2 separate regions of the Mus musculus genome follow, and region 1 is linked to region 2. Evidence: chromatin contacts called from ENCODE Hi-C or POLR2A ChIA-PET data. All regions are on one chromosome and are shown on one strand. The core of a region is the stretch at or near the end of the contact, and the rest is flanking DNA. Distances in the headings are between cores, read along the strand shown. Region 1 has its middle 3.8 kb from the start of Gm51462. Region 2 holds the start of Mef2a (myocyte enhancer factor 2A).

The links. A loop is a pair of places that touch in the nucleus more often than their neighbours do. ChIA-PET counts read pairs that join two places held with the same protein, here RNA polymerase II (POLR2A).
Region 1: a loop to region 2 is called in a map of heart, with 2.5 times the contacts of the local background. The contact joins the enhancer-like site here to the promoter of Mef2a in region 2. A Hi-C loop is called at or near these places in 10 of 37 maps with a recorded cell type or tissue (CH12.LX, adrenal gland, gastrocnemius and 2 more). POLR2A ChIA-PET finds 5 or more read pairs at or near these places in 1 of 5 experiments (Patski).

What each region holds. Positions count from the first base shown.
Region 1 is chr7:67,412,780-67,417,929 of GRCm38, forward strand. No RefSeq gene overlaps it. Among named protein-coding and RNA genes, the nearest start is that of Gm51462, 3.8 kb to the right of the region's middle. Within about 2 kb of position 2,177, at least 1 of the 3 ENCODE cell types and tissues checked has a DNase peak (open chromatin) inside an H3K27ac peak, as active enhancers do; it is heart, where a contact is called at or near this core.
Region 2 is chr7:67,370,449-67,375,448 of GRCm38, forward strand. It overlaps Mef2a (myocyte enhancer factor 2A), which reads right to left and starts at 2,410. Exons shown (of 11, transcript NM_001291195.1): 1 at 2,265-2,410.

The DNA.
Region 1 (5,150 bases), core at 927-3,426, 42 kb after region 2:
CACAGAAAGGGATTTGGTACAAGGATGTGTGCTTTTAAAAAGCACTGGAAGGTTTCAGGCGCAGACCTCGGGTTGGGTGGAGAGAAACGACGAATACAGCTGTGTGGAGCTGGCACTGCAGGATGGGGGGAGGAGGGACACCCACAAACTGTGCGAGACACGCTGCCTACGCGCAGCGCTCAAGGGAGCCAAGAACCAGAGGAGAAATTTGAGCTCACACGTACCAATAGGTGGTTTTTAAAACAAATGGTTTTGTTTTTATACTTTATTGATTGATAGATTGACTGACTGACTGACTGACTGACTGACTGACTGATTTAGTGTGTGCACACAAGAGCCTCTCTGCTCATGTGGAGGGCAGGGGATAACTTACAGCAGTCACCTTTTTCCTTTCCTTCTACTGTATATAGGGTTTCCAGGACCACACTCAGGTTTTCAGGCTTGATACCAAGCCCTTTAACCACAAACCATCTTGCTGGCTCCCAAAGAGTAGTTTTTGGCCCCCTAGCAAAACAGGAGCCTCCTATGTCCTGACATTGCAGAAAATGTTTGGAACTGTATTGTCTAGGGCAGACTCCAGCATAGCCTCTGTATCATTTGTCAACAGAAGAAATAGAAGGTGGTGGGCATCTGAATTTAATAGGCACCTGAGTTTAAAAGGGAGTGACCGGCATCCAAAAGTTGAGCTGCAAGGGATCCTAGAAACATTAACTTAAAAAAAGAGAGAGAGAGAGAAGGAGAGAGAGAGAGAGAGAGAGAGAGAGAGAGAGAGAGAGAGAGAGATCATGTGTTGCACTAAACTCCATTTGGAGGTTAGAAGACCGCTTTTGAGAACTGATATTCCACTACATGAATCTCAGGCTTGAACTCAGGTCATCAGGCTTGGTGACGGACTCCTTTACACACTGAGTCACCTTGACAACGCATAACGTTTATAACCTTCTAGTCTTGTGTAGACAAATTGCAGCTAAAAGACAAAATAATGGAGTCGGCTCACCATACTCTCCTCACTCAACTTTCTAGCAGGCTTCTCCCCACCTGCTCCTCTCCATACTCTGATCTCCCTTTCCTTCCTTCTCCTCTTCCTCCTTTTGCTATTGTGTTTGGTATTTTGCTTGTTTGTTTGCTTGCTTGCTTTTTGAGATAGGATGTCATAATGCAGCTCAGGTTGGCCTTAAACTCAAGATTCTCCTGCCTCTGCCTCCTAAGTGCTGAGATGACAGGCAAGTGTCACCACACCCAGCTCCTTGAAACCTTTTCTTCATGTTGAAAGTATTGTAAAACTGAGAGTAGATTAAATTTGTACTTAAAAACATAGCCTCTCTGACTCTTACCCTTAAAGACCATATAAGTCCTGGAAGAGACTGCTCAAATCCTGGCCTAACACACTTGGAGGATTTTTGGAGCAGGAGGGAACTCTGCCCTCATTAAAAAAAAAAAAAAAAAACTAGAGAAAGACATGCTCGGAGAAGTCCTGGGAGTTCACTTTCAGCATTGAACACTCAGGACCAAATAATCCCCCATTTGTATAAATACTTGCTATTCTAAGAGGAAGCTCCTAAAATTATATTTTCATAGGCATTGAAAGAGTTTACCCACCACAGAGGTAGATGTGTAACTGAGCAGCCTTGTCATGCCTGGGGCAAGCTGCAAGTGCCCCTCCGATTTGCCCCCCTAATTTGCCAAACCATGGGACGACAAACCTACAATTGGAGCTGTATTTTTAAATCATCTGAGTTTTATGTGGCACTTTTCCCCTCTGCACACAGTCTGGCCAAATACTGTTATTTTCACAGAGGAAATACACAGAGTGGGCTCAAAATTACTAGGCACATTTAAAGTCAGGAAGAGGCAGTGGGTTTTCTGGGGCCACCACCAAGCTGGACTCTGCTCAGTTGTCTCAGCCGCATGATGCCACAAAGTCTAGCACCTGGGACAGCCATGGCCTGACCTTGGAGTGGGGAGAAGGCTGCTTCTAGTCTTCCTGTGCAAATCTGTATGAGACCTTACCAGCCATTAGAAAATTGCCCGCTTGGGGTTGGGAATTAGGAGGGAGTCTGGTCCTGGATTCCATGTCAGAGAAAATGTCAGCTATGTTCTCGTTGCTTCCGTGGTAAAATGTTCTTACTCCACCCCCCAATGAAGCTCATGACATTTCATCTGTTCTAGAAATGACAGAAGACAGGTCCCTCTGGGATTCACGCGCCTCTGCTGGGATTTTCACACCGTTCGCCATGTTAACATGAAGCAACAGCTGGGTTGAAGAGAGCTGATAAAAATAGCAATGTAACTCTGCAAGCAAGCTGCACGAGGAAGGGGAGGGGAGAGTCAGGCCTGCAGTGTGGGGTGGCAGAGATTTCTTTGCTTTTCTGACTCTAGACTTGCTCATTATAGAACCCCGATTTTTCAGAAAGAGCCAAGCAAATTGATCTTCCATCTATATGTTTAGTAGGAGACTGAGAGGACAGCCAGGCTGTTTCAGTCTTCTTTTTTTTTTTTTTTTTTTTTTTTTTCCATTTTTTATTAGGTATTTAGCTCATTTACATTTCCAATGCTATACCAAAAGTCCCCCTTACCCACCCACCCCCACTCCCCTACCCACCCACTCCCCCCCTTTGGCCCTGGCGTTCCCCTGTACCGGGGCACACAAAGTCTGCGTGTCCAATGGGCCTCTCTTTCCAGTGATGGCCGACTAGGCCATCTTTTGATACATATGCAGCTAGAGTCAAGAGCTCAGGGGTACTGGTTAGTTCATAATGTTGTTCCACCTATAGGGTTGAAGATCCCTTTAGCTCCTTGGGTACTTTCTCTAGCTCCTCCATTGGGAGCCCTGTGATCCATCCATTAGCTGACTGTGAGCATCCACTTCTGTGTTTGCTAGGCCCCGGCATAGTCTCACAAGAGACAGCTACATCTGGGTCCTTTCAGTAAAATCTTGCTAGTGTATGCAATGGTGTCAGCATTTGGAAGCTGATTATGGGGTGGATCCCTGGATATGGCAGTCTCTACATGGTCCATCCTTTCATCTCAGCTCCATACTTTGTTTCTGTAACTCCTTCCATGGGTGTTTTGTTCCCACTTCTAAGGAGGGGCATAGTGTCCACACTTCAGTCTTCATTTTTCTTGAGTTTCATGTGTTTAGGAAATTGTATCTTATATCGTGGGTATCCTAGGTTTTGGGCTAGTATCCACTTATCAGTGAGTACATATTGTGTGAGTTCCTTTGTGATTGTGTTACCTCACTCAGGATGATGCTCTCCAGGTCCATCCATTTGGCTAGGAATTTCATAAATTCATTCTTTTTAATAGCTGAGTAGTACTCCATTGTGTAGATGTACCACATTTTCTGTATCCATTCCTCTGTTGAGGGGCATCTGGGTTCTTTCCAGTTTCTGGCTATTATAAATAAGGCTGCTATGAACATAGTGGAGCATGTGTCCTTCTTACCAGTTGGGGCTTCTTCTGGATATATGCCCAGGAGAGGTATTGCTGGATCCTCCGGTAGTACTATGTCCAATTTTCTGAGGAACCGCCAGACTGATTTCCAGAGTGGTTGTACAAGCCTGCAATCCCACCAACAATGGAGGAGTGTTCCTCTTTCTCCACATCCTCGCCAGCATCTGCTGTCACCTGAATTTTTGATCTTAGCCATTCTCACTGGTGTGAGGTGGAATCTCAGGGTTGTTTTGATTTGCATTTCCCTGATGATTAAGGATGTTGAACATTTTTTCAGGTGCTTCTCTGCCATTCGGTATTCCTCAGGTGAGAATTCTTTGTTCAGTTCTGAGCCCCATTTTTAAGGGGGTTATTTGATTTTCTGAGGTCCACCTTCTTGAGTTCTTTATATATGTTGGATATTAGTCCCCTATCTGATTTAGGATAGGTAAAGATCCTTTCCCAGTCTGTTGGTGGTCTTTTTGTCTTATAGACAGTGTCTTTTGCCTTGCAGAAACTTTGGAGTTTCATTAGGTCCCATTTGTCAATTCTCGATCTTACAGCACAAGCCATTGCTGTTCTGTTCAGGAATTTTTCCCCTGTGCCCATATCTTCAAGGCTTTTCCCCACTTTCTCCTCTATAAGTTTCAGTGTCTCTGGTTTTATGTGAAGTTCCTTGATCCACTTAGATTTGACCTTAGTACAAGGAGATAAGTATGGATCGATTCGCATTCTTCTACATGATAACAACCAGTTGTGCCAGCACCAATTGTTGAAAATGCTGTCTTTCTTCCACTGGATGGTTTTGGCTCCCTTGTCGAAGATCAAGTGACCATAGGTGTGTGGGTTCATTTCTGGGTCTTCAATTCTATTCCATTGGTCCACTTGTCTGTCTCTATACCAGTACCATGCAGTTTTTATCACAATTGCTCTGTAGTAAAGCTTTAGGTCAGGCATGGTGATTCCACCAGAGGTTCTTTTATCCTTGAGAAGAGTTTTTGCTATCCTCGGTTTTTTGTTATTCCAGATGAATTTGCAAATTGCTCCTTCTAATTCGTTGAAGAATTGAGTTGGAATTTTAATGGGGATTGCATTGAATCTGTAGATTGCTTTTGGCAAGATAGCCATTTTTACAATGTTGGTCCTGCCAATCCATGAGCATGGGAGATCTTTCCATCTTCTGAGATCTTCTTTAATTTCTTTCTTCAGGGACTTGAAGTTTTTATCATACAGATCTTTCACTTCCTTCGTTAGAGTCACGCCGAGATATTTTATATTATTTGTGGCTATTGAGAAGGGTGTTGTTTCCCTAATTTCTTCACCTAAGCAGACTAAATTCCTAAGTTCCTTGGAGTCCCGGGACCAAGATGGCGACCGCTGCTGCTGTGGCTTAGGTCGCCTCCCCAGCCAGGTGGGCACCTGTCCTCCGGTCCGGAAGGTGGCCGGCTGTCCCCGGCCCACACAGGGTGCTGCCTCAGCCCCTCTGTGCTTCTGCCTGTTCCAGAGGCTGTCAGGTTCTCTGGCGCACCCTCTCACCTGTTCAGACTAATTTCCTAAGTTCGGCGGGTCCCGGACCAAGATGGCGACCGCTGCTGCTGTGGCTTAGGTCGCCTCCCCAGCCGGGCGGGCACCTGTCCTCCGGTCCGGAAGGTGGCCGGCTGTCCCCGGCCCACACAGGGTGCTGCCTCAGCCCCTCTGTGCTTCTGCCTGTTCCA
Region 2 (5,000 bases), core at 1,160-3,659:
GAGGAAAACTGAGGGTTTCCCAAACAGACTGTCAAGCATGCTACTTCCCCAAAACAAATCTGACTGTATGTAGACCCTCCCAAATCAGAAGACAGTCTACTAAGACTTAACTACACTAGCAAACTTCACCTTCACTATAAAGCTGGAAAAAAAAAAAAAAAACAATCAGCATTTGAAACAACCCAACATTTAAAAAACTTTATTTCCAATTACATTTACCAAAACCAAAATAAAAACTAAAACAAAAAGCCCTTTGTTATTTACCTGTTGTGAAAACATAAAAACTATATAGAGAATTAAATTATTCTCAAGGCATAATTCAACATGCTGACATTACAATCATTTTTAAGCCTCAGAAAGCTATCCCTTTCTCTGATCACTAGCTCTTCAATTTAAAATCTTATAGGATGAGTTAAGTGCAATTTTACCTTCATGAAAGACTATGATCTTATGTGTAGCAACAGTATGAACTGAAGGAAATGGGTAAGTACAGTTGAATTTAGAGATCACCATTCTTCACAAACACTGTTTTAATACATGAATATCTCAGGAAACCTTCTTACAACAAGAATTATTAATATATAGTCTGTAAGCAAGCAAATAGCCTGTTTAAGCTTTTCAAAGTGTTTTCACGATTTTAACATTATCCTCTCAACTTTTGTAACAAGAATTAAAGTAAAAGTAATTCCAACTCAATTAATGGACAACAAATACTAATTGTATTGTCTTATACAACATACAGATATGTCTCAGTAAACATTCCATTTGTATAATATTACATTTACTATAATTTAAATCATCTTTAAGGGAACATGTCTCCCTAAAAGTTGCCGTTTACAAGACAAAATAGAGATCTCCAAAAATACACAAAAACAAAACTAAAGTGTATATACAAATGTCATAAAAGCATTGTTACTTCATCCTCATTTCCTAAATTCACAGGAAAAGAAATGTCATTTTAGTGTGTTTTAAAACACACACACACACACACACTACTTTGTTTACCTTTTCCTCAGACTGTCCAAGTACTGCCAAGGTAACATAGATTTTAAAACTGACAACTAGACTACTTAGCAGTTGCCAAAACAACGCAGCTGGATTCTTAAAGGGAAAGTACTCTTGTGTAATATACACCTAATTACTGCTTTACAGAACCTCACTGTCATACAGTAATGGATGTTTCAAGAAAGACATAAGAGAAACACGATGCGCTGCGCTACAAACTTGAAAACTGTTATACAATATTAGTTTTAAAATAGTTGTCAACACATCGCAGCAGGTCTTTCTAATTTCAATTTCTGGAATCCCAATTTCACAGTAAACATACAGGTTAGCGCGACGGTGTAGTCAGTCTACACTCCGTTGCCTTCTGGATCATGATGACAGGGGCTTCAGAGCTCAGGGACCTATTTAAGGTCCGAGTGAGCAAGAATTTGATAGTTACACTTTTCCAGGGGGAGGGGGGAAATGCTAATTCAGAAAACGCTCACCTTTCCCAAACTTGTCTGCAATATCACTGATCTTTAATCCTCAACCGCCCAAAAACAGATGACATCGAACCCAAAGGCAAAGTTTCCATCTCACCCTGAGACCTAAGGCGGGATCTACCCGATTGCAAGGAGCGGGTCCCTTCTGCAGCCCCGACTCCCAAGACCTTTTCCCCGCACCCGCAGGTGCTCGAACCCGGCCACCGCCCGGGCCAGGTCCAGACACACAACCTAACGCCGATATCCCCACGGGAGAGTTCGACCCCCTACCTCCCGCCCCAGTGAACCAACCTTCCCCCCGAAGCAGAAGTGGGGGAACTTTAAGTGCGACCACAGGGCCGGACGCCCCCCGCACTGGCGGTTTACGGAGCGGGGAGACCCCGAGATCCGCGACGCTGGAGGAATGGACCGAGTGGCTCCGCGGCCCCCTGGGAACTCCGTCAACTTTCAGGGAGGAGCGGGGCGGCGCGGCTGGGGGCCCCAGAGGTGGCGCGCACAGGGAGGCGGCTCGCGACAGTCCCCCCCGCGGGCCCCCGCCGCCGCGCCCGCAGCCCCCCGGGCTCGCCCCAGGGCACCCCGCCCCCACCGCACGGGGCCGCGCCCCTCCGCTCTCCCGAGGGCCCGGCCGCCCCACGCCCAGCCTCGCCCCGGCGCCCGGAGCCGCGCGGGCACCCCTCCTCGGCCTCGCAGCCCCTCCGTGGTAGTGCCCCCCACTCCCAGCGCGGCCCGACCCCCTTCCCAGCCGCCGCCACATCCCCGCCGCCCGCGGCCCCTCACCGAGTCTCCGCTACTGCCGGCGGGCGCGCACACGCCGCAGCCCCGGCCCGGCCCGCCACAGCACTCCGCGCCGCCCGGAGCCGCCTCCTTCAGCCCGGGACTCGCCGGGACATCCGCGCACGGATCCCCACACCGGGGCTATTTTTAGGAGTCAGGCCTCGGCCAGGCCGGAACTCGTTCTTCGCGGCGCGCGTGCGCACTGCGAGGACGTCTTGGTGTCCCTCCGCGGGCCTCGCCTCTCCCTTCCTCTCGGCTTCCTCTCTTTCTTCTCTCCCGGGCTCTCCTTTTAGGGTATATTTCTGCTCTCGGTGGGTCCTGAAGGGTTTGTCATGGACAAGACGAGGGACTAGTCAGAGAGAGCCGCGCCTTCTCAACAGCTAGCGCTGTGGCACAAGGACAAGAGGGGCGGACTATGTTTTTCCGGGTGGGTGAGGCGACAGATCACCCGGCACAGGAAGGAGATGACGGCTGCTTGGCGCCGGGGCTGCAGCCTGGAGCGCGCTTCCCTCTTTGAAGGACCGTGTTCTCCTGGAAGGGATACTGGTCACTTGATGAGGGCCTGGGCGTGGCGGGCCGGTGGCGTCGCGCCCCCGCCGCCTCCTGGTCCAGCCCGGGCCCACGGCTCCGGTGACGCGGCGCGTGACTAGTCCCCGCGCTTGGTCCGTGACCACAGCCGAGAGGCCCGACCCGGCGGGACGGCCCAGACGCCCTGTGCGGTGCTCGGGACCGAGGCCAGCTCCCCGCCCTCGTGTGCGCCGGGCCTGCCCAAACCTCGGCTCGCCACGCCCTCACTGTGGTCGGGGCCACACCTGTGTCCAGGCCTGGACAGCTGCTGGGTCACCCCCGCCGGGCCAGCAGTTGGATGCTGTCCCTGGCCACCCAATCCCAGCAGGGGCTTGGAAAGCAGAAACACCTTGAGAATGAGGCAACCTGCCTATTTGGGCTACTAATACTAGCTAGTATGGATTAGTGGTAAACTGTATCTCACTTAGTACTCACATCGCAGTGAAGTTCACCTCATTTTCTGTTCCCATTCGGCAGATAAGAAAGGAAAACTGAGAACCACTCTGACCACGCAGGGTCACACAGCGTCAGAGAAGGGCCATAAGGATCTGAATTCCTAACTACTCGACGAACTGATTTTTCTGAGGGGAAAAGATGTCTTTGAGACAGCACTTGTATTTTGTTAACTTACTGATTTTGTCCAGAGAAGGCTTATGGGGGTGACTCTCTGCTGGTCCTCACCCCCAAAAGTTGCTACCGCTGTAGAGGTAATAAGAATGTGATGGCTGGTATCCGAACCCAGAGCTGCCCATGCAATGGGCACAAACCCTCATTCGAAAATGAGAGGCTCAATTCTGTGGTTAGGGCTTTAAAACAAGTCTTTGGGGGTGGGTGAGCAGATGTGCGGAGGAACTGGGAAGTTACAAAGGAAGCTGGAGGCTCTCTGGCTTCCTCCCTCAAGGACAACAAGGCAATGTGCTGGAGAGAGGCTGACACAAAGGCAGTACAGAGATACGAGATTACCAGACACTGGAAAATAAGCCCAGGGCTTCTACTCAGGGCCTCGCTTCAGTGTTCAGGGGAGTTTGGTGGAGGGGGGTGGCAGGGAGCTGTTATCTTCCCCTCTAGCCTGTCAGGCCCTTTGAGAGGAAAAGGCCTGTGCCCAGGCTGCAGGGAGGATTTTAAAACACACTAATTCTGGTGTAAAGCAGCAAGGTATGAGGAAAGGCACGAGTGTTATCCCACCAGAAGCCGCAGCAGCTGTATTCAACTGTTCTACTCCAAGAGAATGGCTGTTCTGGTGATTTCCACTAAAACTAAAGGTAAAGGAGAGTGAAGACTAGGCCCTTCTCACCAGCTTTTCACCCTGAGAGAGAGGGAAGGACAAAGAGGACAAATTGTTTCAGAAGACATTTGACTCTCTCATAGCTCCCCCATCCCTGCCTTCTGTTTGCAGTCCTCCTGGAACACAGGAGACTCAACTCCAGCCTGTCCACCCATCCCATCGCCTAATGCTTTTGGTCACCCTAGAAGCCAGGCAGAGGACTTGGCCATAAGTGCAGCCAAGGGAAAAGGCTGTTTGCACAGTTTTAGAGAGAACCCTTTTTCTCAGCATCTGCATCACAATATCATTGCCTAAGAATTAGGAGTGATCAGAGGATAAAAAGAGAGAGGGAAGAAGGAGGGGAAGGAAGAGAAGACAGCTGTTGGAAGATATATTACCAAAGCACACTCAACTGTTACTTATAGTTAAAATAAGTGTTTGGGGGAAGGCGTTGAAGCATCTGCACCTGAAGTCCAGTGCCCAGCAACTTCCCAGTGCTCAGCTTGGCGTGGACCATATGCCCAGCATGGCTGTGTGCTGCTGACTCCAAAGGAACGACTGAGGAGCAGCACGTTGTCCTCCTATTCTGTCTGGCCTCCTTAAAGCCCCAGTGAGCGGGCTGCAGGGACTCAGCATTGCTCTGGCACTGGGCCTGAGTGAAGAACAGCCCTTCTTTCTACAAAGAGGCTGCCAGGTCACAGCAAGGATCCAGCTTAAAACACGATACAGCTTCTCTCTTGGTGACCTTGAAAAGGACTTCTTCCTAGGACACAGCACAGGAGTAACTAAAGGAAAGGTCATTAGGGAAGACTTCTTAGAGGAGGCCATGCCCACAGTAAATCTAAAACACTTGATGGGATGCACAGGGACCCTCTGCTTAGCTCTTAGTATGGATGGAAAAGAAACAG